Regions from separate parts of the Homo sapiens genome. Here regions 2 and 3 are each linked to region 1. Evidence: read pairs that join two places in POLR2A ChIA-PET (ENCODE). Cell type or tissue: CD4-positive, alpha-beta T cell. All regions are shown on one strand. Links, peaks and the distances in the headings refer to the core of each region. The heading gives the core; the rest is flanking DNA. Region 1 overlaps HDAC4 (histone deacetylase 4). Region 2 overlaps HDAC4 (histone deacetylase 4). Region 3 holds the start of MIR2467 (microRNA 2467).

Evidence for each region. ChIA-PET counts read pairs that join two places held together with the same protein. Peaks named below come from ENCODE experiments on the same cell type or tissue, not always from the same donor. Only the 100,000 strongest peaks of a DNase experiment are listed, where the experiment ranks them.
Region 2: POLR2A ChIA-PET joins it to region 1 with 5 read pairs; 2 of 35 experiments call an interaction of 5 or more read pairs at or near these places.
Region 3: POLR2A ChIA-PET joins it to region 1 with 8 read pairs; 5 of 35 experiments call an interaction of 5 or more read pairs at or near these places.

Annotation. Positions count from the first base shown.
Region 1 is chr2:239,289,429-239,299,492 of GRCh38, forward strand. The region is part of intron 2 of HDAC4 (histone deacetylase 4); the gene reads right to left. Among named protein-coding and RNA genes, the nearest start is that of MIR4269, 11 kb to the right of the region's middle. RefSeq lists enhancers at 1,762-2,291, 2,292-2,823, 6,099-6,715, 6,716-7,331 and a silencer at 4,730-4,789. In CD4-positive, alpha-beta T cell, for the core only: no CTCF peak of the experiment used is centred there; DNase peaks (open chromatin) are centred at 4,753 and 6,443; H3K4me3 peaks cover 1,633 bases; H3K27ac peaks cover 1,240 bases.
Region 2 is chr2:239,163,928-239,173,991 of GRCh38, forward strand. All of the region lies in intron 5 of HDAC4 (histone deacetylase 4), which reads right to left. Among named protein-coding and RNA genes, the nearest start is that of HDAC4-AS2, 25 kb to the right of the region's middle. In CD4-positive, alpha-beta T cell, for the core only: no CTCF peak of the experiment used is centred there; no DNase peak of the experiment used is centred there.
Region 3 is chr2:239,346,816-239,356,879 of GRCh38, forward strand. It overlaps HDAC4 (histone deacetylase 4), which reads right to left. Exons shown (of 27, transcript NM_001378414.1): 2 at 5,863-6,103. The coding sequence starts at 5,884. It overlaps MIR2467 (microRNA 2467), which reads right to left and starts at 4,989; the gene lies at 4,909-4,989. RefSeq lists a silencer at 5,652-5,845. In CD4-positive, alpha-beta T cell, for the core only: no CTCF peak of the experiment used is centred there; no DNase peak of the experiment used is centred there.

The DNA.
Region 1 (10,064 bases), core at 2,161-7,160:
TACAATATGTGTGTGTGTTTCCAGATCAAGGAAGTCGAGTAAAACACTTCTAAGTAACATTTTTTCCTTCTTCACTCACTAAACCTTTACTGAACTCCAACTAAGTGCCCAGCACCAGGCCAATAAAGAATAAAAAGACAGGAGGAGCAGAGGTCTTTTCTTCTGGAAATCCAGGCTGGGGAGAGAGCACACATCACAGGGCAGGAGCAGCAGCCCCTCAGCCACTGTGTTGGGCACGCAGGGCCCCTCCCAGCCACCTGGCTCATCTGATGTGGGAGCCCACGGAGAGCAGAGAGCACCCCCCAAAGTCCCCGCCTGATGGGGCACCAGAGCTCTGCCCGCTGCCTGATCCTGCCCAAACTCTGAGAATGCCCCTGGTTATAACCCTCCGTTTCCCTACTGTACACACTGGTGCACAAATCTGCATAAACCCTCACTTCATAATCATCCTTCAAATTACACCTAACCTTATCCTCTTGATGGTTCACCACTTCCTAAATTTTAAAACAGCATCGTGATCTTTACTCACCATTTTTGAGTTAAGGAAAACAAATGAGAGAATAAAATTAACAAAGTTCTATCAACTACAGAAAAGATCTTATTTTCTAATCCAATTACGGCAAATAAAAAAGGCATCAAGAGTTAATATAAATGTACACTCCATTGAAATGGCTTAATCAAAAGACACAACATTAACCAGGAAAAATTCACTCAAGTCTTGTCATTCAAACTTAAAATATATCAACATTTTTACTAAATTTATTTTTTTTCAAATGTGCACTAACATTTTCCATGTTATCAGACTTTACTCTTACCTAGTTCCCTGTCAGCTGAGCTAATTCCTTAACTATAAAGAAACAGAGCACCCTAAGGCCAGGCTGTGGGGACACCCAGAACCAACGGCACGTGACATGAAGCACCAGCGACATGGGGACACCAGCACCAATGGCGTGAGGATGTCCAGCACCAATGAGTGGCCCATTTTATGTGGCTGAAGGACACCTTCTGTGTGGACTAGGGAGAATATGGTAAAACTGGAGACCCTAGGAGTCTTCCATATCACCCCAAGAGAGTTTTGGAGAGAAAGGGGATTTAGAGTGTCAATCTTTAGAAAAATCAAACAGGCAGGGCAAGCTCCTGAAATGGGAGTAGGCACACACACACACACACACAGGCACGTGCGCACAAGCAGTCACGTACACACATGTACGCACACACAACCACACATGCGCGCACGCATGCATTCAGTTCGCACGCGCATGCACACACACGCACGCACACACTCACATACGCACTCACGTACGCACACACGCGCACGCACTCACACACACACCACACACGCTCCCGTGTTTAGTGTGTTTCTAGGGCACTATGGGGAGGGCCGGGGTTCTATACAGGGCCTGGCCCACCTGAAAGTCCATGTGAAAGGCAGCCTCCAGGGCTCCTATCAAGTGGGTGGCTTCGCTCATTCACTCAGGAATTTTTCGTGGCACAGTAAGGCAAGGGGTGGGGATTTTTCTTTAAAAGCTTTATCCAATCATGACTAATGGAATAAGTGAGCCAGGCCTCAAGAAAACCGAGGACAAAAGGAAAGAGCCGTTCAGAAGGCAGCGCCTGCCTCCACCTGCTGGTGCGTGCCCGGGACAGGGAGGACGGCAGGTTTTACCAAGCACTTTCAAACAGAAATCCAAGTTCCCAACAAAGAAAACCCCAAATACAATAGTCCCTGGGGTCCTTGTTCAGCCCCCTTTTGACTGGGACGCTGCCGTCGAGTGCCAGGGGGTGTTATGACAAAACTGAAAAGCATGGCGGGTAAGAACGTTCCAAGGCATGGCTCGCCTGCCAGGGCTGGCCCGGGCTGGCCAGGGCCAAGTGCACACGGGGATGGGCCTTGCCAGGCCAGCTGCGACACCACAGGCTTGCTGAAAATAGCCGGTGTTTGTTTACATGGCCTGGGCTGAGAGCCTGATCGCCCTCAAAGAGGGGTCCCCTGGGTGGCGGGGGGCCTGAGGGCACACAGGAAGAGCTGCAGTGGGATTTTCAAAGAAACGTCATCATCTAGAGACCCTGGAGCTCTGGAAAGCAGGAAGGCCGCTAGGTCGCCCCTCTGGAACTTTGGTTTTCATGGGTGTCAATGCGCAGCAACCCACGGTAGGGCCCGAAGCCAGCCTGCTGCTCAGGCCTGGAGAATGAAAACAGCTTTAAAAGACAACCTACAATTAACACAGGGACAATTATCTTCCTAATTTAGGTTAATTTCTACTTACAGCCCTAGCTGGCAGGTCGGGGGAAGGGCAATATCTATGTAAGAGCTTCTTATTTGGTTCTTCTAAGTCCACACAGATATCATAAAGAAGATTTCCAGTGTCCACCATCGCCTTCTAGAAAAGGGGCCTAAGCTCAAGAGTCCCAGCTAGCTGGGCCTTCTCCCCGGGAGCCGCCGATTACATTTGCATGAAAATAGAACCTTTGTTTGCAAGAGTTCCCGCTCCAGTGGATCCCTCCTTTGTCTGCAGCACAGCAACTGATGGGGCAGGATGCTGGTGTGTGCACACAGCCCAGCTCAGGACAGCCACGCCAGGGGCTGCGCGCACGGCCCAGCTCGGCCCAGCTCAGCCCAGCTCAGGGCGGCCACACCAGGGGCTGCGCGCACAGCCCAGCTCAGGACGGCCACGCCAGGGGCTGTGCTTGCCCATCGTGGCAAGGCAGGCAAGGGGACGGCCAGGATGGTAGGTGGGGCCCCAAGTGTTCCGGTGTTTTGTCAGTGTGGCTGGGGACTCCCAGCCGGGCAGGTGCTGCAATGCGCTGGCTCCCAGAGCACCTGCAGAAGCAGTCCCAGGGGACCCTGAGGTCACCTTCACCTGGTACGGCAGAAGACAAGATGCCCTCACTCACTGCTCTCTGCGTTCGAGGATAAACCCCTTTCTAGCACTGGCTGTTTGTTAGATGTGTGACAGAAAGACCCTGGAGAGCTTCTGCACTGAGATGGGCAGTGGAGGCTGAGCCCCGCTGTCCATCTGGAGCACAGAGCCAAACAAATCTGAAGGGCTGGCAGTGACCCCACCACTCCAGCGAGAAACCAGTACCCCTGTGGGCATACTTGGCAGGGCCCAGAAAATACAGACCCACCAACCCACATCTAAAATGCATCTCTTTACTTCCAGAAAAGCAAGTCAATATATCCTATCTGGGAACTCGAGCCAAGTAATGGGTCAGGTCAAATAAGGCATGATCCAGTGTCATGAACTAGCAGACTAAGGCGGGAGGCTGGGTCGAGAGGATACTGTTTCTTTTTTGTTTCTTTGTTTGGAAGGGGGGTGATGGAAGTTCATTACCAGAAGCCAAGGAGGCTCTCTTTCACCAGGTCTCTCACGTGGACCTAGACCGTCCTTTTAATACCCAAACAGAAATTACAAGAGACTAAAAGCTGGGTGGAAACAGGTATGCAACAGCACTAAGAGCAAAACCTTGCTCAGGCCTTTCAGTGGGAAAAAGAACATTTCCGATTTGAAGTTATCACTCAATAAATAGCAAGCTCCATTAGATACAGTTTTACTTAAAAAAATAACAGCTGAATGTCCCTATAGACATGAAATGAGACCACCCACCTGGCCTTCAGGTTCAGGTGTGAGGCCAGCGGCCAGCTCCCAGGTAGCCCAGAATCCCTTGGAAATGACTTTCCTTCCCAGGTACCTGCTCCAGCTGGGTCAGTCCTCACAAGGCGTTTCCCAAAGGGCATCCCGTGAGGAATTTGTGTCCATGGGATACAAATTCCCTGAAATAATAAACTGGACAAGTCTCTTCTCGACAGATCCCAGCTGGCTTCTCTACTCGGGAGCTTCCCAGAGCTTGAATGTAGCAGTTGCCTTCTGAATTTCTCTGAGCTTCCCCCAAAGGGGTTTGACCAGGGCCTGTCCCCTGCCCTCGGTTTTTATGGTGAATAACTGCAAACACCTTGCAAAACCGCAGGGTCCCAGAAAACCCTATTTGAGAAGGGCCCTACCCTCCACAATCAAAGGGGGATACAATCTACCCCAGCAGGGGCGGAACATTAACAAGGGCGGAGAGCAGCAAAGGAGCGTGGGAGAAAGGTCACATTCTTGCTACCATGAGGTAGTTAAGGGGTCAAGAGCCAGGCAGAAGCTGAGAGCAGGAGCCCGAGGCCCACCTGCTTATGGACACAGGGATCCCCAGACCAACGCACAGGGCACCTCCAGGCTTCCTGCAGTGGCTACGCACAGGGCATCTCTGGGCTCTCTCCAGCTGATGCGCTTCTAGCTGCTGTGCCTGGCCACGTGGTTTTCCTGTTTTGGGTCCACTGCACCCTATACTGGGAGGCTAACCTGTATCACCTGGACATACAGTTTACGTGCTCCCAAAATACCTGCACTCAGCGGATGGCATAAAAACCTGACGGCGAGAACGCCAGCCTCCTTCCTCCTTACAAAACCTTTCTAGTGGGAAAACATTTAACAAGTATTTGCTAAGCACCTGTTAGGGCCCTAGAACTCTAAAAGTAACAGGAGGACTTTAAATCATCCACTTGCAATTTACTAACTTGCCATTTGTTAATTTAACAGAGACATTTCTAGAGAGAACTGGGCCACACAAATACCCGCCCATCGTCTCCCAGCCCACCCTCTGCTGCCTATGGGAGGAAGAGCAGCTCATTCTCACAGGTTGGGCAGAAAGCTCATGGATGCTCCGTGCAGTGCAGGGTCGCTGAGGCGTCACATTTACGCTAAAACAGAAGTGCCCCATGATCCACCTCTATCAACTCCCAGTGACTCAGACAAGGACCGCAATCACCAGGCAGGGGCAGCCCCTTCTGAACCTGGGCACAGAACACTCAGGGAAGCTGTTCGCCGTGAGGACGTGGACACTGGGAGCTCCTGATGGGCCTTGGCAGAGGCCTGACTGATCAGATCTGCACTTTGGAAAGGTTCTGAAAGCTGTGGATAGGCTGATAGGGAGTCTGGAGCCTACCTGGCTCCCAGGGCAGAGATGAAAAAAAAGAGAAAGAGACTGCAAGGAGGTCGCGCCACTGTGTTTCAGAAACTAAGTCCCCGTTGAAGGTGGAAAGGAGGGAAGAGCTCTGTTAGACCTAGGCTTCTGAGTAGGTGGGGCTCTCTCTTTCTGGGAAGGGACAACAGTAGTGGGAACAGCTGGGGCACACACAGATGTATTTGTGGGCACCCCAGAATTCCTCATGGCTGAGGCTCAGGATAGCAAGCAGAGCTGGCTCCAGAACAGGGAGTTGGAAGGAAGGGGAGCAGGTGGGCCTGCCTCGGAGGCCTCGGAGGCAGCACAGCCCACCCAGGCCAGGAGCTCAGCGTCTCAGCTTCCTCATCTGTAAAATGGGGCGATGCCACTCCTCCCTCAGGGTCATGTGAGCACCATCCAGGTCAGGACTGTGCGCTCTCAGGACAGGACAGAGGGCCACAGAAGCTAGGCCTCTGCTCTGACTAAGGGGGTGGGTGTGTGGGAGGCCCGGGAGAGACTGTCCAACGGCTTCGGGACAACGCCCGTCTGATAAGACTTTTAGTGCTAGGGAACAGCTGCTAAGGGTTTTTTAATAATGTGAAAAGATGATTATAGGCCGGGCGCGGTGGCTCACGCCTGTAATCCCAGCACTTTGGGAGGCCGAGGCGGGCGGATCACGAGGTCAGGAGATCGAGACCATCCCGGCTATAACGGTGAAACCCCGTCTCTACTAAAAATACAAAAAATTAGCCAGGCGTAGTGGCGGGCGCCTGTAGTCCCAGCTACTTGGGAGGCTGAGGCAGGAGAATGGCGTGAACCCGGGAGGCGGAGCTTGCAGTGAGCCGAGATCGCGCCCCTGCACTCCAGCCTGGGTGACAGAGCAAGACTCCGTCTCAAAAAAAAAAAAAAAAAAAAAAAAAAAGATGATTATAGTAAACTGGCAAGGGTGAAAAGCAAAAGAGCAGATTTTTATTCATCCAAAAGCTGGTTACATAAAAACCAACGAGAATGAGACAAGATGGGAGCCGGAAGGAAACACATGAAAATGTTCACAGCTGAACCCAGGGTGACAGGACTAGGAGTCAGAGACTCTCTCCTTCATACGCCTTTGTCCTTTCTAAAACTTCCCAGAGCAAACAGGTCCTCCCTTATCATTAGAAAGGAGAACAATGCACCCTGGTTTGTTAAAGGAGAAAGCTCTTGGCATTCTCACTTTGTAATTTGCTGTTTCCTTTCAAGCTCAGCCTCTGGGAGGCTTTTCATTCTGTTTTGTGTCTCGTTTACCATTCCCGTTCAGTTTCATTTTATTTCTTAAATGGACATCCTCACCAAAACCACCACCACCAACAAAATCACTACCAATGACTTTTGCACAAACAGACCAAAGAAGTGGGCCACCTGTGTGAGTTCTAGGGCAGCTGTCTCTCCAAACCACATCACAAGTGCCCCCAGAGCCCTTCATTGTCTTTCTCAGCCTCTTCACTGCTCTGTCACCAACTCACACTTCATTTGCAACAGCTTCTTACAGGGTGCTGAAGGAAGAGCCAGTAATTAGAGCTACCAGGCAATGGGCGCATCTACAGAGGGACTCTTCATCTTCACAGAAGCAGCAGAGAGCTGAGGATGCTATCACGCCCATTTTACATGAGGACACTGAGGCACAAAGAGGCTCAGGGATGGTCCAAAGTTAATCCAGCAAGAAAAGGGGAGCACCAAACTGGAGCCTGCACAGGCTGACCTGGAGCCGTGTCCTTGAGCACTCTGCTTGTTCAATCAGAAAGCCACCACTCTCAAAGCACACACACACACGCACATATGCAGGTATGCACACATGCACGCACACAGAGGATGTGCTTAGCTGTATGTGTGCCCTGGGCGTGGACACCAGCACTCTGCCCAGAAGGAGGCCAATACCCGCCTGGACCAGGGTCTCTGCAGACAGTGGCACAGGGCGGTCATGGCCAGTCCTGCAGCGCCCTGGCCCAGCTGGTTTTCTGGTTTTTCCCCATTTCACTGGCTACAATGGCTCCTTTTTCAGATGCAGGCAGCCAGCTGAGTGCTGACACTCTAATTCTAAAGGTCACCCCGTGACATTTCCTGCAGCCTCAACTACCTTCCAAGGCCTCAGCAGATCAGGGTCACAATGCTGGCCGGCATTTAAGAGAAACTGCGCTGTTTTCTTTTTTAGGACTTCGCATTTATCTAATCATTTCTGGATCTTTTTCCTTGAAAATAAGTCACTAAATAACAAACCGAGGCAGCACTGCTTAAATGTGTCCCCAGACAGGGATGAAATGGGGTGCCTGTCCACTGTCGGGCCCCGGAGCTGTGCTTCAGTCAGGTCAAGGGAGCATGGGAACCAGGACTTTCACCTCCGCCCGGGAGATTCTTCGGGGCAGATATATTTAGAAAGCGTGGATTAATGATTAATGATTAAACTCACTCACCAGGTCTGTCAAAAGTGGACAGTCCTGGAGCCATTTGCCCTAATTTCCCTCAACATTCAATATTTGATTGTCCCCGCCAAAGAAGTGATCAGCTCTCCAGATGGCTCCAAAAGATGTTCGTGGGGCTGCAGGGAACAAATAAAACTCCCATTTCTGTTTGTTTTCATGTAAAAAAAAAAAAAAAAAAAAAGGAATTAAGTCTTATGCTGCTTCCTACAAGGGCTGGCCTATGCATCCTTGGGTCAGGGGCACGGGTGGCTCCCCAGAAGCCTCTGGACCCCATGTGCTGCTCTTTGTAAGCTCTGACAGAAGTGGAGACTGAAGACAAGGCAATCACAAAGGTGCCTGAGCCCCCAACCTTCCCACGAGCAGCCAGCGCTCACCCAAACCTTGGCCGCAGGATGAGGCAGGCCCACAGCTCTGTCAGACAGCAACCCAGGGTCTCTGAAGTGGACTTCGCTCCAGAAAGGGTCCCATGCTGTCCCAGAGAGCAGCGATCCGTGCCACCAACCTGTGGGCAAGCCACAAAGGTCCCCGCTAGAAGATGGGACCCAGAGCTTTGCATTGCCATTTAACTCAGACACTGGTGTGACAGCATAGGGTTGAGACGGGGTTGCAGAGGTCAAGTCCAGACTCTGCGGCTCCCTGGCTGCCCGGCTATGAGCTACTGTGGAGCGGTGCTGTGCTGCGGTTTCCTTAACGGAGGGAATCCAAAGCAGGACATGAGAACGCCTGTGCATCACCTGTGGTCACTGCTGGCTAATGAGGCCTGGGGATGCCAGGCCCCAATGGTAGCGCCCATCACAGTGCCAAGGACTTGCCTCGGGATTGCACCACGCTGTCACCATGAGCCCCATCCCCTCAGCACCCTCTGGGCTCAGCCCCACCTGACACAGGGCTGTGCCACAACGAAGGCCACAAATGCAAAAAGAAAATCTTAGAAAGACTATGTTTATCACTTTAGAACTTTTGAGAAAATTGAGACCTTGAAAGTGAAAGTGAACTTTCAAAACAGAAAGGTAAATAGTGTTCTTAGAATTCAAGCGGCAACATGTGCCTCTTCCACAGGGCCCCCAAGTCAAATCATTATTCCCGGTGCCGCGGCTGCTAAGTGCCTCTGTCCCTACATGGCCACCACTACTGATGCTGAGATGAGAAGACACCAAAAAAAGGCAGGAATTAGCACAATATTGAAGAGATACCTGTGTGTCATGGGTCTTTAGGGTTGCTAAAATATTTCACAGGATAAAAAAAATTAATGGACTAAAACATAAACAAGAAATTCCAAACCAAATAATTCTCCTCACCAAACATTTGCTGACAGCAAGCTCAGGGAACAGCAGAGGCCCGTCTCGGTATTCCGGAAGCAGCCAGACCTAAGATCAAATCCAGGCTTGACGACAGACTGGGCTGGTGCCCTGGACAAGCGGTGGCTTCCAGAAGCTGGGGGAGCCCCTGGGCATCACGTGGAGATGAGAGAAGATGCTTCCAGAACCTGACACACAGTAGGGATCCGGAATCGCCAGAGCTCTTGCACCTCAGAGGGAAACAGGGTATCCTGAAGTTCAAGTGCATGCACACCGTGGATACTCTAGGGTCCCAGCAACCCCAGCTATTACAATCACACTGTCACTGGGTGAACGCTGTGCACTCTACAGGGGCCTCCTCATTTAGTCATCATAGCCACTGGGGATGCAGGTGCCCCTGCAGCCTCATTCCACCCACATCCGGTGCACAGCACACACAGGATCAGCAGTGATAGGAACAGCCTGCCACTCTTTACAGAGCCGTGAGACTGTGGCTAAATCATTTATCCAGCACCCAACAACGTGGAAATCATGACACTCCACCTACAGGGGCTAGGCTAGAAAGGCATTTAATCAAACATTTTAGAATGATTTTCATTTAATTATCTCTCGGAGACTTAACTGTGTCATATGATGAACAACATTATTTCCTCCTAAATGTACTGAATCCGGAAGCAACCCTTCATGGCCATAGCCTATTTTTTTTTTTTTTTTTTTTTTTTTGAGATGCAGTCACTCTGTCGCCCAGGCTGGAGTGCGGTGGCGCCATCTCGGCTCACTGCAAGCTCCGCCTCCCGGGTTCATGCCATTCTCCTGCCTCAGCCTCCCGAGTAGCTGGGACTACAGGTGCCCGCCACCACGCCCAGCTAATTTTTTGTATTTTTAGTAGAGACGGGGTTTCATGTTAGCCAGGATGGTCTCGATCTCCTGACCTCGTGATCCGCCTGCCTTGGCCTCCCAAAGTGCTGGGATTACAGGCATAAGCTATTGCACCCGGCCTGTCATAGCCTACCTTATTCCAAATATCCAAAACCTGGAACTGGGGGCAGCCTGCCACCATGAATATCCTCTCAATGTCAACACATCCACTGCCAACATCAGAGTGAAAATGCCTCATGATTGGTCCATCCTGTACAATAGGTTTATTTGTTTTGTTTCAAATGCCAAGTAGAGATATTTAAGTACAGGGACAGAGCGTGGTGCAATGATCAGGACGGAGGTGCCTAACAATCCCAATAAAATGCTGACATGGGCTAATCTCAAGCAGATATTCTGATCCCCTCGCACAACCACGGCACTGGGGTGCCGAAACCAGAAGAGACATGCA
Region 2 (10,064 bases), core at 2,297-7,296, 130 kb before region 1:
CGTGGGAGAAAGCATAGCAGGGGGTGAAGTGTGGCTCTGCCCTACAGCAGCAATGCAGGGCAGCGGGGCCACAGAGGGAGGGAAGGGCTGGGGACGGCTATGCACCTTCAGGACGCTGTGGCCTCCTGAGCGCTTCCTCAAAGAACCAAGGCCGGGAGGGGTTTTAATGAGAGGTTTTCTTCCCATCAAGATTTTACATCATTGCATTCTATTTAAAATGCAGATTTAATCATCCGAAAGACTTATTGTTAGCTAACACAAAACCCACTTCTGAAGGAAGTTTTAATATTCTTACATAAAAGAACACTCTGAATTAGGCAGTGGCAGCGTGGTGGTTGCATTCTTGCTACCGCAAAGCAGAATCTAAGAGAGAAGGCTTTGTGCAAATGGATGCATCACGCAGGGACAAAGCCAGTCTCACAGGCAGGCGTGCTTCCTTCTACACCTGCGCCGACATGACGGCCGGCTCTGCTTCCAACAGCATCAAAGGGCAGCGCCTGTCCTCCCCAGCTTGGCAGCTCAGACTCAGGCAGAGTGACTGCACCAAGTGGGACCGAAGTCGAAACTGTGGTTTTCTTCCGTGGCGGTGATTCTTTTTCAAAGCCTCATTAAAGGGAACTGGCAAAAAAGGCCACTCTCACCGCCTGAACACAAGGCCTGTTAGCACGGAGGCTGCTCGCCTCAGATCTCCAATCTAACCACACAGTACTTCTATCCTTCTTACAGCACCTTAAGTATCTTCCTAGTGTTGCATAATATTCAGATAGCGTTTGTAATGGTCAAAAACACACCTTGAGGTGAGTGAAGCATGTTTACAAAACCACTTCCCGACTGGGAGACAGTTTTGGTTGTTAGAAACCACGCTGCAGTGAACATTTATGAGTGGGTAACACTGACTACCTTTAGAATTACTTGCTTAGGACATCTTGGCAAAGTGACTACATCTAACAAACTTACTATTCTAACCCTCGGCACATCTTGGTAAATTGCTGTCCAAAATATCCCTACACATAGGCCAGGCCCGAAGGCTCACACCTGGAATCCCAGCACTTTGGGAGGCTGAGGAGGGCAGACTGCCTGACCCCAGGGGTTCGAGACCAGCCTGGACAACATGATGAAACCCTGTCTCTACTAAAAATACAAAAATTAGCCGAGTGTGGTAGCATGTGCCTGTAGTTCCAGCTACTTGGGAGGCTGAGGTGAGATAATCACCTGAGCCCGGGAAGTCCAGGCTACAGTGAACCAAGACTGTGCCACTGCACTCCACCCTGCGCAATGCGAGTTTAGACCCTGTCTCAAAAGAAAAAAAGAAAAACGAAACTTCTCTACACGCTGACCCCCTGAACCACCCATCCACCTGCAGCAGGGGCAGCTGCTCCTCCTGCTGGTCCTCAAATCACCATTTGCCCAAATCCAAAAGCCAGCAGGCATCACTGTGAGGCACCCCTGAGCACCACTGGACACGCGCCGATTTCCTCTCTTGCAAGATAATTCATGTCCTTGGCTTATGTGTTCTTAGAATCTTCCGGCGATGTGCACAGTGGTGTTGTGGGTCTGTGTGTGTGTGTGTGTTTCATACTTGTATCCACTGGAGTTGCGTGGGTTTCTTATGATAATGGCTGTATCGAGAGCCTAGTATATGCCAGCCCTGGCCTGGTTCGGCCTCGCATGAGAGCTATAAATAGGTATTCTCATCCCCCGACTGTGGATGGAGAACACAAAGGCGGCCAGGTGCGCCTCAGGTGAGGTTGGCTCAGTTACCAAGTCTCATGGACGCCCTGGTTCGTGGCTCTCGGCTGCTCCGTGTGTGTGTGCATTTACCCTGCCTCTTGTTTCCTTTTACAATTTGGGTAAAATGTTCAAATGCTTGTTTTTATAAAGTCTATTTTAGTTTTTCCTTTGTGAGTTTTCCCTTTCCTTAAAACTCTGCCATTGTTCCTCCTTTCAGTGGTTAATAAGCCATCATTTTAATTTTATCCTTGGTTCTGGTGCTGGGTTTTCATTCATTTGGTTATTTGCTAAATTTTTTCATGACTCACTCTGATGGCTCAGAAATGGATTTGGCATATAAGGCTCTATGGATATTCTGACCAACTGCTAATAAATGATTAATATCATTAGAAAGATGTCTTTTCCTTGCCACCTTCATCACATACCAAATGTCTTTGCTGCCACTCACAAATGGAGTTTTTGTTAGTTAGGCTCATTCTGTGTTCCCTACGGCAGAACCCCACTCCCATTACATTAAGGTGGAACTTTAATGTCTGGTCAAGGGTCAGTCAGCAATGAGACGCCTGGAAACAGGGTCTACCCAGGCTGTGGTGGGGCCTGCACTAGCCAAGCCAGGGAAACACAAAGACATTAACTACACGACCACCAGCATGAGTCCGGGAAGGGCCACCGTGATGCATGAGGCTTCAGGCTCAGGGCTCTCTGTCGGTCTGAGAAAATCATGTCATTGCCCGAGTCAAGCTGTGCCTGTGACGTCCCCCAGCTCATGCTGCTGAAGATGTCTCATCACCTAAGTTGTGACTGCGGTGAGCACTGCCCCAGGTAGGGTGGCGGTGGGGGGACAGGAGGGATGCTTTTTCAGGGCACCCGGCGTTAGACTCGAACATCACTTAGAAGCACTTTTAGCTGAACTGTCTGTCTGTAAGGGGACTGGTCAGAAGATCACACACTTATGGAAACCATTCGCTTCTACCATTCCCAGGCATGTGAGCACTGGCATTCCTAAAAGATTATCAGCAACAGGCTGCTAACTTTGGAAAAACAGACCCAGACATAAACCAGAGAGTTAACCTCGTAAATATACAAACTGCCTCCACAACTAGGAATAAAAGGAAAGGCCGGGCGGTGGGGAAGATAAGTGAGCAGAGAACACAGAAGGCGAATTTCAAAAGGAGAAGGCAAATTTGCCAATGAGTATGTTAAATCAGCTTAACTTTACTGATAAAAGAAATAAGAAGTGAAATGGGTAACTTCAATTTTTTGCCTTTACACGGATAACATTTTTTTGGGTACTACCCATGCTGCTGACAGTGCAGGGAAGTAGTCCAACCGCAAAATGATGCTGGTGACAGCGACAGTGAGGATGAGGACCCAGATGGCCAGTTGTTGGAGGGGACTGCCCTGCAGGTCCCCCTACATGGCCGTCCTTGAGTGGAGGCAGCAGAGCAGGACAAGAAGCAGGTTCTCGGTGTGCGGGACGAGGACGCCCTCAACACTTTCCAGTAGACCCAAACTCAGTGCAGTCAGCCTTACCTGCTCAAAACACCAGTTCCCAGGGACAGCTGTTACTGTGGATCCACTGGCCCTCCACGGGGGAGGGTGCGCACTCCAGGAACAGGACCCACTTTATGACCCACGTCCTCTCCCTGCTTCTGCAAACACCATTCGGTGGCAAAGGGTGACTTGGCCACAAGCCTGGGTCCTGCCTGGCTCCCTCTATGCAGGGCTGGGTGCTGGGCATGACTGGCGTTCATGCCCCATGCAGTGGGGGGCAGACATGACTGGGGTTCACACCCCACCCATGCCCAGCATAGGCCTGGCCAGCAGGAAACACGAGGAAGGTAAGTCTTCGATTCATGACCTTTCTAACCACCAAGGAATCTTCTTTTGATCTTTCAGACTTTACTAGGAGAGTATTCAAAATGAGGGGCTGATTCTGACCCCCACCCCGTTTCTGCACTTCTGGTTATGCACACGCTCATCTGTCAACAGGTTTCTCACTTAAAGTTCTAGAATGAAAAAACCCATTCAACAAATGGATAGCAGATCTCCCTAATTTTTACTTTTACTTTTTTTTTTTTTTTCTTAATTCACATTGAGTATCACTCATCCCCTGCATGGAGGCTTCTACAGAGGCTCTATGAGATGCCAGCCCGTTCTGGCCAGCAGAGATGAAGCGGTGGATAAAAGAGGCCAAGTTCTTCCCATACCAGGGGGCAGAGAGTGCACCCGAGACCTAAGGAATGAGCGAGCAACAGCTGAGCGGGGCAGAGAGAGGAGGACAGCAGCTCTGGGTGGGGCGGGGCGGGGCAGGTGGGGAGGGACGGCTGTGTTCGGGGAGGGACGGCTGTGCTCCCGGAGGGCCGTGGCCTGGGCCTGGCGAGTCCAGACGACAGAGCTGTGGCAGGTTCTGCTTGGCTTCTGCCTGAAAGTGCTCCTTTTTCTCTCCACCCCCTTGCCTCTGAGGAAGGCACAACTTCATGGAAAGGACACCTAATGACTTTCAGGATCAGCCTTTCACGTCATTTTTACACAGAGCAAAGGACTTGCTCAGTGACCTCCCTCCATTCCCTGCAGGGCTGCGCGTGTGGACCGCAGTGAGAGAAAGCGGGGCTGTATTCGCTCCACACTGCTCGGGCCGAGTCCAGCCTGCCCCTGCTCCTTCCCCGAGCTTATGTGAAGAGCCGTGTCTTAGATTCCCAAGTGCCGTTAATCTAAATCAAAACCTAGCTGGTTAAAGACAGTGTGTTCTTGCTAAACATGATGAAAACTGCCACCGTTCTGTCAAATGAATTGCATTACTTGGTATCAATAAATAAAAGTGCAGAATTATTTAAAATTAAAAGTAATGTAAATGTTTATAAGTGTAATGATATTTATTAGATACTCAATAAGAAATTCACTTAAAAAAAACCCAAGAGAATAAACAGATGCTGTGCACCGTGTTTTCAAATGCTTAGATGCTGGCGGTGCTTCGTGTCCCCCGCGCCGGCCCGCCACTGCTCCTCCAGCCTGCACAGACAAGAACCTCCTTCATGGGGGAAGACGCCGGCTTGGGCCCCGCTTACATAAGAGCCCCCGAGTGGCGTCCACCACAGGGGCCTGCGGCCCTGCGTCCTCACCACAAGACCACACTCTGAGGGCTGCAGAGCCGACACAAGCTTGCCAAGTACCCAACTGTACACAGTTTATTATTAATAATAAAATCTGACCACCCAAATCCTCAGTGAAAACCACCGGGACGGCCGCCTGTGACGGGGCTAGAGGGGAGCAGGAACATTCCAGAGCTCCAGTTAAGGGTGGACGGCGCTTCGGATGCAGCGCAGGGATTGTTTTGGGCTGGTAAACGGATCCAAAATGTTTTCTGAAGTGAAGTCTTTTCATATTCTGTGAGCCTCAAGATGGTATTTTTATTGGAAGAGTCTGGTAAACTCTGAGGAAGTAATTTAGACCAAGCTGCTTTTTAGCAATCTGAAAAACTCTTATTTGTTGGTTAGTTGTGGCACAAATCACCCAGCTGATATTTAAATTTTAAACTTCAATTCTTTGATAAGCAACTATTTTCCCTACTCCAAAGAAAAATACATAGGATACACCCTGGGCTACCGGCGAACCACAGAAGCGTGGAGGGGAGGCCGGACCCCAGGCAGAGGCCCCAGTGCTTGGGCCCGTGGCGCACACCCGCGATGTGGGTCCCACGCACGCCTCCTGCACTGCAGCGTCACCAGCACAGGCCAGACAAGTCAAAGCCCCGCGCACAGGGCTCCCACGGGGACCGCGTGCTATTGTCTACGGAAGGCAGCTTTCTAAAGTGGAAAGCAACCCCACAGGGTGGGCCCCGCCCAGCAGGCCGTGGAGCCCCTAAGATACTCAGATTCCTCACACGTGAAGCCAGAGGGCTCAGCTGCGCTCCTGGTCCTCAACCCAGGCAACGCACTAGGCAGCTTCAGAAGCAAGAACACTGCCAGCCGGGTTCCACTTGGGATCAGTTTGGCAGAACACCCTGGAGTGAACAGAGACCCACAGCACAGCCGTCCACTACCGAGAGGGCCCGGATCTGCATGCAAAGACCAGGCGTGCGTGTGTGCAGCCCTGTCTGCAGGGTCCTTCTCCTCAAGGCCTCTGCAGCCATGTCTGGAAGCTCTCCCCTATGCCGCCCCGTCTCCTCAAGGCCTCTGCAGCCATGTCTGGAAGCGCTCCCCTGTGGGCAATCCCTGGGGATTAAGTCACCACCTTATCTAATCAATGTGCCAGGAGCCAGGGCCATCAGGCAGATTTGGTACTCACTTTCAAATCCTGATGCAAAAATTAGACCTACAATGGAATATAAACCCTCCTCAGAGGCCTTCTACCTTGAAATTCTACCAGTTAAAGTGAAAAAACATTTAAAGTGCATTTATTATTTCAAGAGTAAAATGCTGTGATAATTGATAAAAGTGTTAGTTTTATGGACAAAAACAATTACTAAGAACTTGGAAATAGCTAAATAGAGGAATAAACTAAAAACTCAGAGAGTGCATTAGCTATGTACTCTTAGGAAAAATATATCTAGTCTGAAATAGCAAATATTTATAAAAATGTACAACATAATATAGGCATAATAATACAGTTTAGATTATATCCCAATTCTAATTTAGCATTAGTTATAACATTCATTACATTAAAAATAAACTTACAAACTGAATTTACTTAATAGTTATTTAATTCTTTTTAGAACACAAGGATTTCAAATACAAACAAATGAACAAAAATGTCCTATTTGGAAAAACTTCAAATCTAGTGCAGATTAATTAAAAGCAAAATGCCAATTTCACAATCTAAAAATTATATGAAGGCAAATCACCAAACACACCAAATATTAACATATCCTTTCACTCCAGACAAAACGAAGAACATAAACAGTATAAAGAACAGGTTAGGAAACCTGGAGTACTCCAAGCACATGGTGTTTTCAATAATGTAACTTCAAGAATTTTTATTCAGGTAATTCAATTAAACCTACTGGAAATGGTCAGAAGATCTAGACAAAGCACCCTAGCCTTCTGTGTGAAGGCACAGAGAACAACTAGGGCAGCATGGAACACCAGGGCCGAGGTCAGAAACAGGGACCGCGGGGAGCAGGACCCCACCCTCGGGTAGCCTGTTCTCTAGACTCAACAGTGGGTTTCGGAAGAGGCCCTTGATAGGGCCACAAAAACTGAGGAAAATTAAAGGACCCCAATAAACCTCATGAGCTTGTGCGTAGGACCTCAAAGGGATATGCCTTATGAGTAACGATGGCCAGAAATCCACCAGGCCTTTGAAGGCCTGAAACCCAACTCAGAATCAGCTCCAGACCTGACTGCATTCAGATGCTTAAGAAACTTGGCCACTTCTGGTCAACTGCAAGAAGGAAAACAAAGTCCACTCGAAAAGAATGTGTCACCATCCCAGGTCCCCCATCATCACAACAGTGCAAAGTCAGACATGCAACCTAAAATATCCAACCATAGAAATAAACACAATCTGACCAAAAAAAAAAAAAAAAAAATGAGAGAAACAACAGGCAGGAAAGCCTTGCCACAGGGCCAGAGAGTGTTACCAGTCAGACTCCAAAATAACTGCACTACGTGCAGAAAAAAATAAGATCAAGAAAGTCTATGGAAAACTATGAAAAAGGGCCAAATGAAAATCCTAGAACTGAAAACCAAATAAATGTAAAATCCAATGGATGAGTTTAACAGCAGATTATTGTGCAGGTAAAGCACAAATTAGGGAAGTGGATGATAAATTGGAAGAAAATACCCACACTGAGGCAAAAGAAAAAGGAAACAAAGACACAAAAATAACTTAAGAAACTTAGGGGATACTGAAAGCTAATCCAACACAGGTGTATAACTAAATCCCAGATAGATTAAATGGAGAGACTGGGGCAAAGTCAGTATCTGTTGAGGTGAAGTTTGAGAATAATCAGGTCTAAGAATTCATAACAGTATAAAACAACAGATTTAGGAATTACAAATCCCAAAAAGAAGACATTAAAATGAAAGCAACTACAGTTAAGCACATTAAAGAAGAACTTCAAAAAACCAAAGACAAAATCTTAAAAATAGCTAGGGAAGAAAGATTATTTCCAAAGAAGGAACAATAGGATGGACAGCTCATTTCTGGAGATTAACAATGGAAGTCAGAAGAGAATGGAATGGCATTCTCAAAGTGCTGAAAGAAAATAAATACAAACCTAGAATTCTATACTCAGCAAAAATAACCTTCAAAGATTAACCTGAAATCACATTTTGAACAGAAAGAAAATTCATCACCATTAGACCCACATTAAGGTAAACAAAGAATATCACAGATGAAAGTTCAGACATGCAGAAATTAATAAAAGTGGAAAGGATAAATTTATGAGTAAATCTTGACTATATAAAATAATAACAACAATGTCTTGTGATGTTAAAGATAAGTTTAGAGTTAAATACAGGTCAAAATAGTATATAAATTAAGAGTTAAAGTATCCCAGACCCTTACTTTGCCAGAATTGGCAAAAGTATTAATTTAGATAAGGCTGTGATAGATTAAAGACAGTTGTTGAAATCCTACTGATAATCAGTAAAGAAACAGCAAAATAGTGATTACCAAGCTGGTGAAAAAAAATATATATATATATATATATATATATCACTAAAAACATACACTAAAGGCAAGACAAGTGCATTAGAATAGTTGAGATAATTATAATTCATATTGTACAATGATAGATTTAAGCATAAATATATCAATAATTACATTAAATGTAAATGGGCCAAACTAATTGAAAGACAAAGATTGTCAAACTACGTATCAAAACTTGTGGGATGCAGATAAAGTTGCATTTAGAGGAAAATGTATAGCTATATAAGCATATGTTAGAAGACAGAGCTGAAATCAATGCTCTATGTATCTATATCAAAAAGCTACAAAAACCACAATACACCCTAAGAAAACAGAACATAGAGAAATAAAAATACTAGAAATTAATGAAATCGATATTCAACAAACAACATCCATAAAGTCAAAAGCTAGTCTTTGAAAAGAATAACTGATAAACTTCTGGAGAGAGTGACCAAGAAAAACAAAAGCAAAACAAAACAGCAGCAATAAAGAGAAAAAGCACAAACAACCAATATCTGGAGTGTAAAAGAGGACATCATTAAAGGTCTGACAGACATAAAAAACACCAGAAAAGGACATGACACCAAAAACCACTAAGTCAAAAATACAAAAATGTATAACAAAGGCATATATTTCTTTTAAAAAAATACAACTTAGCTAAAGTGAGCCGGGGGGGAAAAATGTCCCAGGAACTATTTTAAAAATTGAATAAGTAATCAAAAACCTTTGCACAAATGAAATCTTAGGGTTAAGATGGCTTTAGCAGTAAGTTTCACAAGATATTTATGGAAAAAGTAATATCCATGTTAAATAAACTTTGCCAGAGAATACAAAAGGAGAGAGGAATGATGCTTAACTCATTCTGAGGCCAGCACAGTCATGACACCAAAACTTGACGAGGACATTATGAGAAAGGAAACTGTTTGGCAATCTCCCTCAGGAACACAGTTGCAATCATACAAAATAAAATGTTAGCAAATCCAAGTTTTCACTACATAAAAGATAATATATTACAATCAAGTTGACTGGGGTTATTTTAAAAATGCCAGTTAGAATTTATATTCAAATAAATCCATATGCTTTACTTCATTAACCACATAAAGCCAAAAAATCATACAATCATCTCAAAAGATGCTGAAACAGCACCTGACAAAAATCAATATCCATTCATATTGAAACCCCGAGCAAACAAGGAATGGAAGGGAAACTTCCATGATCTGATAAATAGCACCTGTCAAAAACAAGTAGACAAATGAGTAAAAAATACAAAGCCCCTACAGAAAACATGGCACCTAACAGTAAACTGGGAACCAGACAAATGTTCCTGCCATCAGGACCACAATTTGATACTATATTGGCAATCTCAGCCCATTCTATATAATAAGCAAGTAAAAGACATAAAAGGTATTCCAATCAGAAAAGAGGCAATCTTCTCATTATTTATAGATGACAGGATTCTAAATGTTGAAAATTCAAAACAATCTATTAATGATTAGGATATCTGAGTTTAACAGGGTTGCTGGACACAAAGTCAATGGTCAAAAACTGACTGCTTTTCAAAATTATAAAAACCAAGCCATTCACAATAGCAACCAAAGCCATCAAATGGCTTGACATATATTTAATCAAATATATGCAAGCCTCCTAAACATAAAACTATTAAGAAATTATTAAGAAAAATTAAAGAAGGTAAATAATCA
Region 3 (10,064 bases), core at 1,748-6,747, 57 kb after region 1:
CACACACACACCACCTAACACACACACCCTGTCTCACACACACCCTATCTAAAACACACACACCCTAACACACACACCCTGTCTCTCACACACACACCCTGTCTAAAACACACACACACCCTAACACATACACATTGTGTCTAAAACACACACACGCACCCTAACACACACACCCTGTCTAAAACACACACCCCATCACACGCACACACCCTAACACACATACACCCTGATTCACACACATACAACCTGTCTAAAACACACACCCTAACACACACTCTAACACACACATACACACAGACACTTTGTGGTATTCCTGAGACATTCAACCACTGCAGAGCATTATTTAAATGCCATAAAAATGCATCTTTATGGATCATTTCTATATTAAAATATAATAATCTTGGCGGCCACAATAGTTAAAATAAACAGATTCAAGATCAAATAAAGTTAGAGCAGAACATGAGGACTGGAAGCAATCCCAGAGGAGAGCCTTCTCCCTGGACTCACAGGGTTAACACTCAACAGTGGTCTGAAGCAACTGTATTACCATGAACTCACTCATCACCAAGTCATTGTGGACAGAGACTTTTTAGCTGCTTTTATGTGGATGGGGGTAGCTCAGACTGAACAGAATATTAAGAAATCATAGAATGGCCCAAATGAACACACTGATCTTAAGTTACACACGTTTCCCACAAAATCCTTTTTTTTTGTTTTGAGACAACAGTCTTGCTCTGTCGGCCAGGCTACAGTGCAGTGGCACCATCTCGGCTCACTGCAACCTCACCTCCCGGATTCAAGCGATTCTCCTGCCTCAGCCTCCCGAGTAGCTGGGACTACAGGCGCGTGCCACCACGCCTGGCTAATTTTTGTGTTTTTAGTAGAGACGGGGTTTGACCATGCTGACCAGGCTGATCGCGAACTCCTGACCTCAAATGATCTGCCCACCTCGGCCTCTCAAAGCACGAGGATTACAGGTTTGAGCCACCGCACCCGGCCACTTATTTTGTTTTGAACTAAACATTATCCGTACCTCGCACCAAGATTCCAGGAGCGAGAGGATGCTCAAGTTACCGACCACTGCCTGCTCAACCAGCTTCCTATCGAGAGCATCATCCCGGTGACCATAGACACGTCCCAGCAAATCCACGTCCCAGCAAATGCACTGCTTCCTATCGAGAGCATCATCCCGGTGACCACAGACACGTCCCAGCAAATCCACTGCTTCCTATCGAGAGCATCATCCCGGTGACCACAGACACGTCCCAGCAAATCCACTGCTTCCTATCGAGAGCATCATCCCGGTGACCACAGACACGTCCCAGCAAATCCACGTCCCAGCAAATGCACTGCTTCCTATCGAGAGCACCATCCCGCTGACCACAGACACGTCCCAGCAAATCCACGTCCCAGCAAATGCACTGCTTCCTATCGAGAGCACCATCCCGCTGACCACAGACACGTCCCAGCAAATCCACGTCCCAGCAAATCCACTGCGGGGCTCCTTGACACTGAGAACTTTTCTGGGCAAGACTTTCTCTAGGCACGAACATTCCGGAAGGGAAAGTAAATGACACTGGAGGGACGGGGTAGTGTTAAGTGGGTGGCCAAGTAACAACGTCTGCCTTTCCTGCTGGCCAGTCAAGTCACCAGTATCCTAAGCCCTTAACCACAAGGAAAGACAAGGACAGTTACTTGGAGAACTGTCCTTGGAGGAAAACAAGGGAATGGGAGAAAAAAAAGGAGGCGTAGCTTGTCCTGCCAGCAGGCCCCCGTGGGCTTTCCGTCCACACTCCCGGTTTCATGCCAGGGACTCTGGCTTCAAGGCAGAGGCTCTGTGTCCTGACAAACGCATCCTGCCCTGCCACAGCGCATCCCCTCAGGGAGGGTGTGGAGGGCTGGCCGGGCAAGGGGCGTAAGGCTCCAGGGCCTCCTTTCAAAGGAGAGCCCTTCCAGGCTAAGTCAATCCAGGTTCTTCCCTCAGGCCGCTCACATCATTAGAAATCGTTCTTTAGAGCAATAAAATCCCAACAGTTAAGCAGCTTTGACGTCAGAGAACCAGGGCCTGGCTCTGGCAAAGTTCAGCGGGAACAGCAATAAAACCGTAACACAAAACTCACCCAGCAGCAGAGGACTTTCACAGAACACAGGAGAGGAAAGCCACACACACTGCACTAGAAGGGCACTTCATCAGCAGGGCAAAGCCAAGTCACATGACAAATGTGAGAGGGGGCCCATGGGCGGCTGGACTCCCCCAGCCCGGCCTGCCCAGGGAGTGAGGGCGGCACGGGCACCCACACCAGGCCACACAGGAGCAGGGCCCCCATGCCAGATGGGCAGGCAAGGGTGAGCCAGGCAGGCAAGAGTGAGCCGGGTGGGCAGGGCGAAGGACAGGGCCAGCTAGCAGAGGACGGCACGAGAGACACACGGAGGGAGGGGAGGTGCAGCCAGGTAGGCCCCGAACACCACGTTGCCAGGACTCGGCTCCTCGGCTCAAGGAAAAGGGACAGCGGTTCCGTGGCTGTGCTCTGACACACCTAGAAATTTCCCGCTCAAGAGAGCAAACTGAATCCTTTAGTATTAATGATTTCTCTTCCTCCCAAAACCCACTAAAATGATGAAAAGCAGGATTGGAAAGCACTTCCAGCAATGCCTGGGAGCGGACGGACAGGTGCATCAGCTGACAAGAAACACAGAGGAACTTCCCGAAACTAGAGATCTCTGGGGATGGAGCTGCTTGGGAAGGCACACAAGCGAGTGGGCCTCGCCCAGGAGGGAGGGCACGGTTCTGGGCAAGCCCCATCCCCCGCCTGAGACGTGGGCAGAGGCCGCTGGGCCACCAGCCAGTGTGTGCAGGTGGTGGTATGCACGTGTTGGGCACAAGGGGTCCTGCCTCCCAAGGGACCTCCGGGCGGAAGGGCAGACACGGCAGGGAAAGATGACAGCGGACAGGGCAGAGGAGGCAGCCAGCAGACTTCAGGCCCCAGGCAAACCACCTCAGCTGTACCCCCTGCACAGATGGAGAGCAGAGAATGGGCTGGGCCAAGGGGCAGCCCTGCCCTCACCAGTGCGGCCTGTCTTCAGCCTCCAACCCACTGAGAGAGAGAATGGAGAGGTCGTGGGTGGCAATAAGGCGCACACAACCCAACTCACATGGGCAGGACAGGCCCGGGCAGGCCGGTGATCAAACTGAACCGCAGCGGCTGAAATTCCCACAGAAAAGGCCAAACAAACCCAGCACCCCGCGGTTTCCAGAGCTGAGCCTCAAAGAACCCGGCCTGAAAAGGTTAGAGACAAGCGGATGGAGAAATATTTGTTAGCCAAAAGAAACCAAGGGTAGAAATACCTCATGAAACACTATAAGCTCTCGGTCAAAGAAACATTAAACAAAGAGAAATATATTATATTTTGATAAGAGACCTGATCTACCAAAAGAACAGTCATTAATTTTTAAGCTTTAAAAAAAAACACTGAACTATATAAAGCAAAAAATGGTTATTAATGTAAAAAGAATATTATAAGACTATAATCACAGTAGAAAAATACACTTTTCCAAGAAATCGAGCAGACAGAAAAAAATAAGTAAAGCTATACTGATTTAAATAACTCAACTGAGTTAATATATAATTAAAACAACATATAAAGAAAGGATACATATCCTCCTATATATAAATAAAATATATATAAATGAGAGAACTTTTTTTTTTGAGACGGAGTCTTGCTCTGTCGCCAGGCTGAAGTACAGTGGCGCAATCTCAGCTCACTGCAACCTCTGCCTCCCAGGTTCAAGCGATTATCCTGCCTGAGCCTCCTGGGTAGCTGGGACTACAGGCACACGCCACCACGCCCAGCTAATTTTTGTATTTTTAGTAGAGATGGGGTTTCACTATGTTGGTCAGAATGGTCTCAATCTCTTGACCTTGTGATCTGCCCACCCTGACCTTCCGAAGTGCTGGGATTACAGCTGTGGGCCTCTGCGCCCGGCCGAGAACTTTAAATACAATATTGATACATACATACAGACGTCTTTAGACTGAAACAAAATCCTAAGAGCATACTTTCTCTTCAAATGCCTGCAGAGCATGTACAAATTATGATTATGTGTACACCAAGTCATACAAAAATATGCACCCCCATTAAAATAATCAAGTGTACTCAAACAATAATTTTCCCATAGCACACTGACAAAAATGAGAGAGACTGAACCTACCCAGTGCTGGTACAGCACAAATGAAAAATATGCATCCTCTTACACTGGAATTAGGAAGATCAGTTGGAACGAGGCTTCTGGAGCAATTTGACAGTCAACCTAATGATGTTTTAAGTGCACGGGCTCACTGACCCAGCTTCCACTTCCTGGAATTTGTCTAGTAGTGATACTTAGAAGTTTACAAAATATATGTATAATAATTGTTTGATGCCAATTTGGAATTGGTATAAACACTGCTACAACCACATAAATATCCATTCGCAAGGTATCAAAAGAGCAAGTTATATTTGCACACATACTGATACCAAAAGATGCTTATAACACATTAAAATGGACAGAATGTAAAACACAGGGCCCTGCCTATAGAATTATACTCTATGAAAATGCTCACACACATCACACTATGTTTAGACACAGAAAAAAGATACACTCTCACCCAACAGCAGCCCAGTGTAGGAGGGAGAGAGCCAGCTCCATTCAATGTCTATTTAGACACTTTGAGCCATAGCGCTTAATTTTGTCTTGGAATGATCATAAACCATTTCTTTACATCAGTCAATACATAAACAATTTAACTCAATAAAACTTTCATATCTAAAAAAACCTGGAATCTTGCCCTCTGGAATTTTCAGACAAAGACGATTCCACCCAGGGAAAGATGTGTGTAAGCGTTCCGGCAATCTCAAAGAGAGTGACCCAGACAGACCCTGAGCCTCTCTGCCTCTGCTCTAAGGAGCAGGACCCAGAGCCAAGGCTAACAGAGCCTCAGGTGCCTGTCCAAGCGTCTGTCCAGTGGCCACCGTCTTCTCTCTCATGTGGACGCAAGACAGAAGTCGATGGCTAAGTGCCCTTGAAGGCCACGGTGCGCTGGAAGTGGCAGGAAGCTGGGCAGCACAGGACTGGCTCTGCAGGAGCCCCACACTCAGGCAGGTCGGCGGCAGGCCTCGAGGTTTCATTATGGTGCACGCTCTCGGTGACTTTCCAAGGACAGAAAGTGTGAAGTCGTAAATGGATGGGCCCATGACATGCTTCTGAAGCTCAGAGCAGGACAAGCTTGCTTCCCAATCATGTGGGTCCCCCACCTACCAGCTCTGTGACCTCAGGCAAATTACTTCTTCCCTCCAGGCCTGAGATGATCTGGGGCTGTACTAAATGCTTGTAAAATGCTTAGTGCAGCCCCTCACAGAGGCCCTCAAACACCAGGAGCAACTGTGGCCACGACCTCAGTGGGAACATGAGCTTCTTCCCAGACAGCCCAGACGCCCAGTTGGAGGAGCACTCCCACCCCTCACACAACCCCTCATGAAACAACAAAGACACTGGGCAAGAAACCAGCTCTCCACATCACAACCTGACCTTTCAACATCACCCTTGTCAAAAAGCATCGAGGAAACCTGTGTGCCTCTCAAGTCAGCCTGCAAACCGGGGTCGCAGACTTGACTCCACATCCTCCCAGGTTTTATCATTCTTCTTTCACCAAGAGGAAGAATAAACCATCCATTTTGCACTTTGTGCTGTCAAAAACCAACAGTGACCACTATCAAGAAAAACAAAAGTCTCAAATCCAGAAAGCAAGCTGCAGTCACAAGAACTTCTACTTTGGGCAAAGAAAGCCCCGCTGTGTGCCCAGAGAAGAAATGACCCGGCCTTACCTGGATGGCTTTGGGAGCTCATTGCTAGCAATGTCCACTCCTTTAAGTGATTCGAAATGGCTCAAAATTTCCACGGAAACGATAGCTCCAACGAGCTCCAAACTCCCACCAACACATACAAGTACCGGGACGGTGAGGGCTGGGTCACAGACGTTCAAGCGCCGAGCCTCGCCGGCAAGGTCTCATGAGCCAGGTAACCCACAAGTTGAACAGAGGCGTCCGCTGGCTTCTGCAGATGAACCTGCAAGGTCAGAAGGAGAAAAGAGACTGGAGTTACAACATGGAAGTTCCGATCTGGAAAACAACATCCAACTAGGGAAATGATGACTTCCTCTTTTTTTTTGGAGACAGAATCTTGCTCTATCGCCCAGGCTGGAGTGTGGTGGCACGATCTGGGCTCACTGCAACCTCCACCACCCCTGCAACCCTGGGTTCGAGCAATTCTCCTGCCTCAGCCTCCCGAGTAGCTGGGAACACAGGTGCATGCCACCAGGCACAGCTAATTTTTGTATTTTTAGTAGAAACGGGGTTTTGCCATGTTGGCCCAGGCTGGTCTCAAACTCCTGACCTCAAGTGATCCACCCACCTCAGCCTCCCAAAGTGCTGGGATTACAGGCTTGAGCCACCACGCCCCACCAACTTCCTTCTTTATCCTTGTTCTGACCAAGGACTGATAGAACAGTTCGACGGAATCATTTCTACAAATACGAGCAGTGGGATTTTTGTTAGTAAATCACAGACATGTAAAAATGTCTCCAGAGAGCAGGGTTTCTCAGCCTCAGTACCACTGGGATTTTGGTTTGCGTATTTAGGTGTTGGGGTGTAGGGCTGCCATACACATTATAAGATATTTAGCAGGATCCTGGGCCTCCACACACCAGATGCCAGCAGCATCTTCCAGGTCATGACAACCAAGAATGTCTCCAGGGAGTGCCAAAGGTCCTCTGGGGGATAATATCATCCCCTGGTTCAAAATATCTGATCTAGAGACACCTTCCTTACCCCTTCCAGAAGTTTCTCCAACATTAGGCTTTTGAAAGGAAGCAGAGTATCTTCCAACTAATATAAATTTATTCTGTCATATTAGCTTATGAAATAAATATGAAATAAAATGTTTTAAAAGAAAAATCACTTTCAGCACATTCCCACCACAAAATGTCATTACTGCACGCTTGCATCAGCCTGGATCCATAGACATTCGTAGTCACAATGTCTGTGTAATCACAGAATTTAATTCTAAAGTCCGCATTCCTCACGTAACATGATAACCTAAAATAGTTCCCTCATGTTTCTGTCTTCATAATGACCATTTTCTCAGGTTTTCATTTTCTGCTTATAAAAGCAATACATGCGCATCACAGGTTAAGTATTTAAAAAGTCATCCATGATGCCATCACACACAGACAAGCCCTTGGTAACATTCTGACATGCTTCCTTGCCGTTGTTTTTCTTTGCCTTTTGCCCATACGAACCTCTAGTGATACAGCTGTCTATCACGTTCTCTGTGCTGATATTACAGCCAGGCATTTTCCAATGGCATTAACAATACCTGGTAAGCTTCGTTTTGAAGGGCTGTTTCCTATTCCATGTGTGGATAGACAGCTGCCCCGCCCCACTTCAGGAGCTTCGGATGAGCCTGCTGCTCCCAGGGAAGTGTCGGGCCAAAGAGTGGCATGTGGCACCAGCTGAGCTCATCAAGTTCTCTTTCCAAGGCCTGCCTCTTCAATAGATCAGTCACTAGATGAACCCAAAAGAGACAAGTCTCAGCACTCCTACCACTGAGAGTCCCTGGCTGATCCCAGCTCAAGTGCTTTCAGAGGCTTCTGTGTTCATCTTTCTTTAAAAGTGTGACCAATTCCTTTTCTTGATTTAATTAGTCTAGAAATTTTTTTTTTTTTTTTTTTTTTTTTTTTGCCAATTGCTTATAACCAAAGAACTCTAACCAGTTCATCATGTAAAGAATCACCCCCGCCCCCAAGGCTGGCTATCTAGATGCTTTCCAACTTTATGTTCATTGTATCTACAACTCTGATTAATATCTTCATGACTGTTGTTCTGTATCTGGTTATCTCCTTAGGAATGACAATGACTTATTTGTCTTCAGGGTCAGAATGTTTATTCATCTCTTGGTCAGAAAGAGACATTTTCTTGAAGGGAATGTAGATGGCATATTTTTCAAACCCTCACAAATCTCAGATGACAGTATCCTTCACACAAAAAAACACATCTCAGCTGGGTATAAAAATCTTAGATCACAAATATGCCCCCCTCAAAATTTTTGGATGTCATTCCCCCCTCAACATTGTAGGGAAGTTTAAGTCCAGCTCAATTACAGCTTCTTTCCAGGTAAAACTTTGGGGGCCGAGTCTTGATGTTGTGGTTGTTACCATTTTCTTCTGCCTGGAATCTACTGGCATTTTTTTCTTGAATCTTAAAATTCAAAAACGTTGTCAGAAGATACATAAGTAAGAGTCTTTTATTTTGTTCAAAACATGACTCTTTCAACAAATATAGGTCTTCTTTCTGCTCAGGAAAATGTTCTTCAATTATGTCACTGATTATTATTTTTGTTAAACTTGTTCTGGCTTCTTCAGAGTTCCTATGCTATTTGGCTGAAGTCTCCCCATCAGATCTGGCCTCTTTCACCGGTGACACATCTGTTGTTTATTCTGCATTCCCAGGCAGCCTCTCAAGTATGTTCTTCACTTCACTGCTGCTATTTTCCACAATATCCATTTTATTCCTTATGGCTTCAAATACAGATTTTAACTAAGCCATGAACTCTTTGTTCTCAACCACTTCCCTTTAAACTCATCTCATCATCTTCTCACTCGGCCTAGTCCCTCCTCATACATCACCTTCTGCTTCTCTTTGTTGAGCCAGGTATTCTTCTAGCCAAAGCCTTTTGAAAATATTTTTTCCTGATTTAATTTCATTTTCAGAGGCATATTCTTCTGCACTTCAGGGTATTTCCCTCTTCCATACATTCTGGGATACCCTTTTTTTGACAGGTCCAAAGGTGAGGTTTGTTTCTGTTTATTTATCTTCAAATAGGAATAAGCTCTAGTCCAGACCTGAGGACTGCCAAGAGGCTATGTGTGCTCACTCCTACCCTGTTCTGTGTTCACTTTAATACTGGTCAATTATGCTTCTCAAAGCTATAATTCTGGCAAGCTGACATGCACGGTTCCTAGCCAAATGTCCAGTGTCTAGCAAGGTTTCACCTAACATAGTGCTGACAGCTAGAAACGGATTCTTCTCCCAACTGCAGATTCAATAGAGCACAGGCATTTTCACTATAATAGAAATGTTCTGGAAGAACCTCACGCTCTTGCAAAACTGTATACTAAAAACACAAGGGCTTATCTTAGAAAAAAGAAAAGTTGCAGTAGACTATTCAAAACTATGCTATTTCATCACCAAGGCATTACAAAAACATTACACAGAGAACATTACATTAAGAAAAACATCACATAGTTTTAAAAATATATATATAATAGTCCTGATCAATGAAAAGTCCAGTAAACATAGAAATTTACCTTTTAAAAAGGTGAAAACAGTTTGACGGAACAGTAAAAGGAAGAATTAAAGCATCTAAGTTGCAGAACTGGAGACAGCCAAGCCCAACTATATCAGTGAGCATATCAAACTGTCTCAACACCCCATTTAAAGGGCAGGGGTTGTCAGACTGGATAAAAAAGCGAGACCCTACTTTCCCAGAGTATAAAGAGGAATCGTGTGAGGAGGGACTAAAAAGCTTTTGGAGAGAGGAGGCTCTGTGTTTTATAACGTACAGTCAATCTTCCCCAAGCACTATACACCCAGCTATGTGCTGCCTACAAGAAATCTATCTTGTTATATTTAAAATATAGAAATAGATTAAAAGATGGACAAATGTATATCACATAACTAATCAAAAGAAAGCTGTAATGGTTATATGTATATCAAAGTAAAATTTAAAGAAAGAATACTACCAGCAATACAGAAGACCACTTCATAATGATAAAGGGGTTGGTTCATCAAGTGGGCACACAGTCCTAAACATTTATGCACCTGTTGGCAGGGCTTCATACTTGATGCAAGCAGTGTGCATAGGTATTCACTCACACCACGATATTTCCATATGAGTTTACATTTCAACAATCATGAGTCTATACCGAGACCTCAGATCCCAACATCACAAGGTATAAAATAAAATAATA